Linked DNA regions of Homo sapiens: region 1 is linked to region 2. A link is a loop called in an ENCODE intact Hi-C map of the cell type or tissue named here. Cell type or tissue: Caco-2. All regions are shown on one strand. Each heading gives the region's core, and the rest is flanking DNA. Links, peaks and the distances in the headings are about the cores only.

Region 1 (4,403 bases), core at 80-4,079, 480 kb before region 2:
CTTTATTTTTGTTTCCCTTTTTAGAAAGCAGAGATGAAACCCAAACCTGGAGGTGGGAAAGGGCTCTGCGGGCTTTTGCACCGTGCTGGAGAGGAGGTGCAGGAGAGAGAGAGAGGCAGAATTCTCTCGCCTTGCAGTTTTGCCCTGATATCTGCAGGGCTGCAACTGCACCTAGGCACGTATTTACAAATCTGTCTTCCCTTTAGAATCTCTTGTGGGTCTTTAGAAAAATGCAAATAGCTCGATCCCAAGTCCTAAGACTGTGACTCAGTTGGTGGGTGAGGAGCCTGGGAGTCTGTATTTTTGCAAAGCTTTCTTAGTCACTGCTTACAGAGGTTTGAGAATCTCTATAGTACAGTCATTCCACTTAAGTCAGTGGTGCCTGTCTTACTGCTGCACATCAGAATCATCTGGTGTGTGTTAAAAATGCTGTTGCCTGGATCCCAACCCTATACATTCCCATGTCATTGGTTTTCAGTGTGCCTAAGCATCTGGATTTTTCCCACCTTCCCAGGGGACAGCAATGTACAGCCACACTGAGACCATTGGCTTAAAGGCATTCAATCCTGATGAATCATCTCTCTTGCTATCAAAGCTTAAAATGAAGAAATGGTGGCAGTTTGAATAACTGAATCAGAGAATTCAGTACAATTCAAAGATCAGAAGAAAGGATTCAGTGAGAACTGTTACAGAGGGAGTGGACTGGGGCATCATCACCAAGGTAACACCATTAACAGCACTTTTTCTTTGAGACAGTCGGACTTTATCATTGAAAGGTTAGCCAGGATTGGGGAGTGTGGTGGGTGAATGGGAAACACCAACACTCTTTAAAAGACTTGCTGCTTCTTCAGGTTCATAAATTGGTCTGTGCCTTGATTATGAAATAAGGCCTTTGTTTCTGGAGGATAAGCAGTCTCAATGGGCCTCCAGGGCAGGTAGAAACCTTGGCAGAGTATGGTCTGAGGACTTCTTCATCTGAAGGCAGGACACTGTGCAGCCTAAGAGGCGGCCTTCACACAGACAGCAGAGATTATCGGCTGACTTGTTCATAGACTCCATACTTGTAATTGGACAGTGTATTTCTTTTCATTTAGAAATGGCACAGCAGATGGCAGTCCAACATAAAAAGAAGGAGAGGGATATGTCACCATCTTCAGCAGTGGCACATGGACAAGAGATAGCAGCGTCTGGGAACCACACGGCTACTGTGGAAGTGTCACTGTCCAATAGAACTTTCCAGGTTGGTAGAACTGCTCTACATCTGCACTGTCCAGTACAATGGCCACTAGACACAAGAGCACTCGAGCACTTGAAATGAGGTAATGAGAATGAATAACTGAAATTTTAATTTTATTCAATTTTAATTAAGTACAATTTAAATTTGAGTGGTCACATGAGGCTGGTGGCTTCTATATTGAACAAGCAGCTCTCAAGAACAAACCTTACAGGGTTAGTTTCTAGACACCTCCAAGCCTTGGTTCCCTCATCTGTATTTCTTGTGTGCTGGCACCAGAATTCCTGTTAGAGATGGAACTGTCCTTGTTTGAAAAAATATCTCAATAGGTAATTTGGCCATCAAAACCAAGCCTTCAGAGAAGGGTCTGGAGAAGAAATGCAGAACTCAAGAAGGACCAAGTCATTTTCTATAAGAAATTATATGGGAGAAATTATTCATTTGTTGTTGGCTCTGAGTGAGGAGGAGTAAGGGAATAAAGGGAAAGAAGAGCCAGTAAGAAAGTTTGGGGGCTACATGGAATGTTGGGGGTGGCAAAAGGACTCTTAGGAATAGGGAGAGCTAATATTAGTTTTCAGTTACTTGTATTACTGTTGTGAACCCATGCTGTTTTTCCAAACCTTGGGTCAAGTTTGCTGTAAACATAAATGTCTTGGTTGGGTGTGTGTGTGTGTGTGTGTGTGTGTGTGTGTGTGTGTGTGTGTATTAAGTAAAGGGAATAAGCCTAATGTTTAGACTACAATGGAATGGAAAAGGGAAAACATGGAGTGATTAGACAGTTAATAAGCTAAACAAATTCAGTAAAGCAGGAGCTAAGAGGCAGAGGAAACCATGATAAAGTAAGCCCTTAAGAAAGTTGTAGCTAACATTTGTTTTTCATAAAATGGGGGTTCACTTCAAACTCATATAAATCTCAAAAGCAAGGGTCAGTACAGCTAATACTTGTATGTAAACTGGAGACAGTAATACCTACTTGAAGGATCGTTGTGAAGATAAAATGAGATAATGCTTGTGAAGGGCTTATACATAGTAAGAGCTTAATAAAGCTTTAGTTTTATGGTTTTAAAATGAATATATGGCTGATCCTTGAACAACATGAGGGTTAGGGCACCAACCCCCACCTGCAGTCAAAATTTCATGTATAACTTTTGCCTCCCCCAAAACTTAACTACTAATAGCCTACTGTTGATTGGAAGCCTCACTGATAACATGAACTGTTGATTAACATATATTTTGTATGTTATACATATTACATACTGTATTCTTACAATAAAGTAAACTAGAGAAAAGAAAACTGTTAAAAATCATAAGGAAGAGAAAATATTTTTACTATTCATTAAGTGGAAGTGGATCATCACAAAGGTCTTCATCCTTGTCTTCACATTGAGTAAGCTGAGGAGGAAGAGGGAGAGGAGGGGTTGGTCTTGCTGTCTCAGGGGTGGCAGAGACAGAAGAAGATCCACAAATAAGTGGACCCTTGCAGTTCAAATCCATGTTGTTCAAGGGTCTATTGTAATACTCTTCCTTTTTTTTTTTTTGAAGATTAAGTAAAGTAACATGTGACGCTCCTGATTCACAGTGAGCATTCCCCAAATGCCATATTTTTTTCCTTCTTAGGAAGGGAATCTTCTTCTAGACCCTATTGGAGCTATATCATTTTACACTGTAAACCCAGACGGGCCCCAGAAAATTCTTGGGACATATGAGGTCTTTCCTTCTTCCCCTTCTCTGTATGGCATATGGGTATCACCTCTAGGAACAGTGAACTGACATGCAGCAGTACAGCACTTATATTAGCCTGCTGTTTATAATATCTAGGCTCGTCTTTCATCTTTATCCATAATCATGTCTCAGTTTTTTTTCTCTCTCTTATAACTCACATGGGCTTATTGCTCTACACTTATGAGCCCCACTTTTATAAATTTTAACCAATTTGGGGGTCTTGTTTACCCAATCATTTGTCCTTGTTTCTTCTGCCAGTGGCCTGTATTTCCATTTGTTGTCATTACTTCTGCTTTTCAAGTACCATGAATTGCCTATTCAGTACATTCTACCTTTGGCAAAAATACGTTATTTGCACCTTTTTTTTTTGCGTGTTTCTTATTTATTCTAGCCTATGTTTTGTTGTCAAGCCAGTACCTGAAGATCATTCTTGTACATAAGAATGAACCTATTCGTGAGAGTAGGATAGAAAAATTCCTAGAATTATAGGGCTTTGACTATAGCTTCTTAAAAAAGTTCAGAGTGTATGGGATACTCTAGTGGCCACAAGACAGATGTCTGATTTTCCTCATGGATAGCATGATTACTTAAAGTTTGAAGATTCAAATTAAAAGTGTTTTATTCATCCCTGATACTACCTTGCCTTAAATTCAGCTATTTTACCTTTGGGTGGTGGTGGTGGTGTTTGGTCCAAGCCACTCATCCATGTATGTGGCTAATTGAAAGTGTGCTGATTGAAATAAAGATAAACATGACTTCTGTCCCTCAAAATGTATGTTTCTTATTAAAAAGCTTAGAGTAAGCACCATGATATAATTTATCACATTTATTACTTGTATTTTCAGCCAGCACTTCTATCCAAGCAATGGAGAGCTGCAGTGGGATCTTTGCAGATTTGGTACTGAGTATTTAATGATTTGAGGCCTGGGAAATCTTGTATTTTCCAGTATGTGTAGCTTTTTAATACAGGGGCTCAGGTGTCCTGAGTAAAGACAATCACAGCTCCACTTCTGAACCCCCAATAGCAGAATGATAATGCAGGAAAATCTGTGTCCCACATTCAAATGACTAAAGAGAAACCTCATTTTGTAGTCATTTCATTTCAGCTGTTTACTCTCCATGGTGAATAATAAACACAAGCACAAACTGTGAAGGAATATATTTTTTTCCAGGAGATGGAATTGCCTAGAAAACTCTGAATTAAAAAAAAAACCTGAATATAAATCTTGTCAGAACTGATAACTAATGCTTGAAATCTTTACTGTAAGTTGTGAGCGTTGCCAAACAGTATATTAGGAAAAGCACCTCAGTTTGTTTCTGAATAGATAGGGTGTTTATCTGTCAGTATTATGTATGAAGAGGTCCCCCACAGACTTAACACATTCTGTCAAGCTCTCTTGTTTTACTGTGTTTGTAAGTCATAGAGCGCGCTTGAAATATCAAGTAA
Region 2 (4,380 bases), core at 381-4,380:
GCCTGCCAAGAAGACAGAATAGGAGGTAATCCAGGAGTGCACTGTGTCACAGGGTCAATAGAGGGAAGTGTTTCCAGGAGGAAGAAAAGGCCAATGACATTAGGTACCATGGAAATGTCAAGTAAGATGAGAACAGAAAAATGTCTTTTGGACTTAGTTACAAGAAATTCACTGGCAGACTTAGTGAGAGCTGTTTCTGTGGATTGATAGGGCTGGAATCCAAATTTAGGAGAGCTGAGAAATCAAATGAGGAGGCTAAACTAGATCCTCTCTAATGTCCCTTACAACTCTACAATAATATAATGCTGTGATTTCATGCTGCTGGCCTGAGTCTCCTTTGTCACAGATTTCCTTACTCATCCTATTCCTGGTTAATAACACAACTCTTGTTAAAAGAAATGATTCGGCTGGGCGCGGTGGCTCACGCCTGTAATCCCAGCACTATGGGAGGCTGAGGTGGGCGAATCACAAGGTCAAGAGATCAAGACCATTCTGGCCAACATGGTGAAACCCTGTCTCTATTAAAAATACAAAAATTAGCTGGGTATGGTGGCATGTGATTGTAGTCCCAGCTACTCAGGAGGCTGAGACAGGAGAATCGCTTGAACCCGGGAGGTGGAGGTTGCAGTGAGCTGAGATGACGCCACTGCACTCCAGCCCGGTGACAGAGTGAGACTCCATCTCGGGAAAAAAAAAAAAAGAGAAATGATTTACAAAGACTATATTATTTAAGCATCGTTACAACCTTAAATTTGAGAGAAATAATTTTCTTCTATCTTTATACCTAATTTTCTTTTGGAAAGAATCTTGAACACAAAAAAATCTGTGCTATTTTTCCATGTAGAACCAATTGAAGAAATATTTCCAGGAATTGATTTTATATATTTTTTTGGGTCAGGACAGCAGGGATAAAATCAGGTCTAGAGTTTCCATGTGGATGAATTTGGAAGTGAACAGATTTGAAGCTGCAGTCCAGGGATGTCTCACACTACACCATACTGTTTTTCTTTTAAATTGAATCATTTTCTCTAGGCTTTGAAAGTTAAGAAAACATATTTGAAGAATTGATTTTGTATGTAAATAGAATGCTTGGGCACTACTGCATTTCATCTAAAAAGAGATTCCTGTATTTTCACTGTCTTACTGGGATAGACATCTTATGAAAGGGCATATAGACTCTTGCTACTCAAAGTGTGAACTGTGGACAAGCAGCATCAACTTCAGCTAGGAACTTCTTAGAAATGCAGAATCTCAGGCCCCACCCCAGACCTACTGGATCATAATCTGCATTTCAATAAGATCCTCTGGTGATTTATATTAACATTAAAAGGTAAAAAGAACTTGCCATCTTTTTTCTCTGAATCTACTTCTTAAAAACATAGAATTCATTGTTACTCTACTATGATATTTAAACTGATCCAAAGTTAGTCATTTACGGAGTAAAAATTAATCATATTATTTTGTTTTAAAATTAAGACCTCCAGTAAAGCACATAGGTGACTAACAAGGAATATTCCACAAAAAGTAGGTTACTCTCCTAGCTTATGGTAGGACATGCATTTTTCATTCCCCCTTCCCAGAAGCTGCTAATTATCCGCATTGGACTATCTACCCTTCCTCTTTTTTATTAATAATAATATTTGTAATTTTGATTTGAAATAGCAGGGTTACTCGTCAGACTTTTGTACAGATTTATGAACTTCCACTATTTTCAGTCCCTTTAGCCAATTTAGGAGAATAGCATATGCACTTTATTACATGACTGTTCCTAGTGATTAACATCTGGAATGGGCAGATGAACTAAACTCCCAGTTGCACTTTTCCTTGCTCCATTTCTAACATGGAGCCCTGCTCTAACCTTTAACCATGGCAAGAAAAGATTGCTACTGCCCCCTGCCGGCCCATTGTCTCATTTCCTTTTCTACAAATCTGTGACTTGCGGATGCCCAAGGATTTTGAGCCACTGAAGAAAGCTCAGTTGGAAGGGGCTTTCCCTAGTACAGAGGTAGAGAGATCCTTTGGGACTAGGCGGCTAAAATCAAATGAAAACATTAAAAAGGCGAGGAAGGCATAAAGGACTTCTAAATTAAATTATCGATCTTCATGAACCTTCTTCTGCACGCGGGCTTCTCTGTGCCAAGGAAATGTTCCCTTCTCTTCGGCACAGGACTCCTCTTTGCCTCCGGCTTGCACTGACAAAGAGTGAACTGTCCACACCCTTATTATAATTTCAGTACTCTGAATCCTGTTCTCTGTTTCCCCCAATTTCGTTTTCCCACGATTAAACCTTATTCCCTTCCCTTTTCTGCTTCAAATTCCCGTCCCGCCCACCCACCGACAGCCTAGCATTTCCAGGAGCTCAGACCCCACTTCCCTCACCCTCTCCGTCTCCCGACCTCTCTTCTCCTCTTGCTGTCATCGTACCCCCTTCAGTATCCCCTCGCTGAACGGCCAGTCACTCTTTGCCTTCGAACAGCAGGCACGTCCCCTCTTGAATGCTTTTCCCCGACCCCCGCCCCAAGCAACTGAAAAAGGAAACATGCGCACTTCAGAGCTTGGAGCTGTCCGAGTGCTGAAATTTATAGGCTGGGTAAGATCACGTCTCCGTCTCATTCTATAGCCCTCATTCCAGCACAGGATCTCAGCAATTTTTCCCTCTTCCCCCCACCCACTCCAGCGCGCAGAGTCCTTTCTTCTCTCTCATTTACAACTTCTTTTTAAAAGAAAACATTTTCTAGAAAAAGGGCTTTGCTAAACAGAAAAGATATAAAACAAAAGCCACAGCTATCTAGCATGGCATTGTCACCAACTCCCTTTGCATGGTGATGCGATTAAGGTAGCAGCATTTTTATTATTCAGGAAAAGCAGCTGGGGGATTCATCAGTTCTGAGGCTTTGTCTTTCTGGGTTAACTGATGGTCCCAAGCCTCGGTTTGACCTGACCATGATGCCCAGGACTGGCACTTTTTCTTTTTTCTCAGCAAACTGTACAAAACCAAATCTCTTTTTGATTTTCAAGGAAACTAGGTTCCTGCCAAATTTTGAATCTGGACAATAAACAGACACTTTGTCCTAGCATCTTTCTGGAATCATTTCGGGATATTTTCCACAAGCAACACAGAAACAGGAATGAACCGGCAGCTAGTGAACATTTTGACAGCCTTGTTTGCATTTTTCTTAGAGACAAACCACTTCAGGTAGGTGAAACGACTTTGCATGTTGATATTTAAATTGTTTAAAAGAGAATGTGTCATGTAATTGTGTATTTATCTGTGCTCTGGACTATATTATTTTAATTTTATAGAGGAAAGTTAGATATCTTTTGTTCATTTAAAACGCCTAATAATTGTGGGAGGGTGGTAAATTTTTCACAAAAGCAAGTTTTATGATGCATAGCCGCACTCTATGCAATTCAACACACATTTTCACAGCCAACGTGATATTAAGGTAGTCTGATGAGTTGCATGCTCTTTACATTTCTATATAAGGGTAATTATTTTTCTGAAAGTAATTTAAAGAGATTATTGGGTGCAGTGTTTTTCATATAAGATGATTGTATTAATTTGGCAGGAGCATGCTCATTTTAGATAAAATATAAAAGATCCCTAATTCTCAGCCAACTTGGGACTTCTGTTATATTTCAGAAACTAGAAGCATACTATGAGGACTACAATTCAGGAATTTTCTTGAAATATCAAAAATTTCTTTTTACTACTATATTCTACTATTCAATCTGTTTGGAAATGGATTGCCTACCAAAATTTAGTTAATATGACATAATTGTATTTATGTACATATGAGAAGTGGAGCATGCATAATTTTAAAAAGTGAGAAATTACTATTTTCATGCTTGCATTTTCTACATGGTTTACGAATAGTTGCCAAATCAATTGATACCTCAAAATATCAAATCATTACCAGTAAGTGAAATAGTCATCTAATAACAGAGAGTGGAAGACTGAGCAGAGACAGGAGATGCTCTTACAACAAAGTATAGGACTCTAAATTTAATTTTCATTAAATTTTATGGCATTTTTTCACAGAACCAAGATAAATGGAACACATAGTAATAATGCTATGAATACTGGGAAAACCCACTATGTTCCTTTCAGGTTTACACCTCCTACTATGATTAAGAAAAAATATAGGCTGGTTTTTATTAGAATCATCATCATCATCATCATCCTCACCACCACCACCATCATAATCAAATAATACTTGATTAATCAGATGAATCTGCATATGAGAATGTGAGTATTTATGCATGCTCATATCAATTTTTAACTCCTACAAAATATTTATATCATCTTTGCACTTATTTTGAATACCCCTTCTTTGAAAAGCTGGCAAGAATGTGGTATTTTCTTAGTGATAGAATTCA

What was found. A loop is a pair of places that touch in the nucleus more often than their neighbours do. Peaks named below come from ENCODE experiments on the same cell type or tissue, not always from the same donor. Only the 100,000 strongest peaks of a DNase experiment are listed, where the experiment ranks them.
Region 1: it touches region 2 in a loop (9-fold over the local background); 9 of 110 quality-filtered maps call a loop at or near these places.

Annotation. Positions count from the first base shown.
Region 1 is chrX:14,050,496-14,054,898 of GRCh38, forward strand. No RefSeq gene overlaps it. Among named protein-coding and RNA genes, the nearest start is that of GEMIN8, 23 kb to the left of the region's middle. In Caco-2, for the core only: no CTCF peak of the experiment used is centred there; no DNase peak of the experiment used is centred there.
Region 2 is chrX:14,526,930-14,531,309 of GRCh38, forward strand. GLRA2 (glycine receptor alpha 2) reads left to right here and starts at 2,607. Exons shown (of 9, transcript NM_002063.4): 1 at 2,607-3,196. The coding sequence starts at 3,129. In Caco-2, for the core only: a CTCF peak has its summit at 1,921 (motif pointing left); a DNase peak (open chromatin) is centred at 1,892.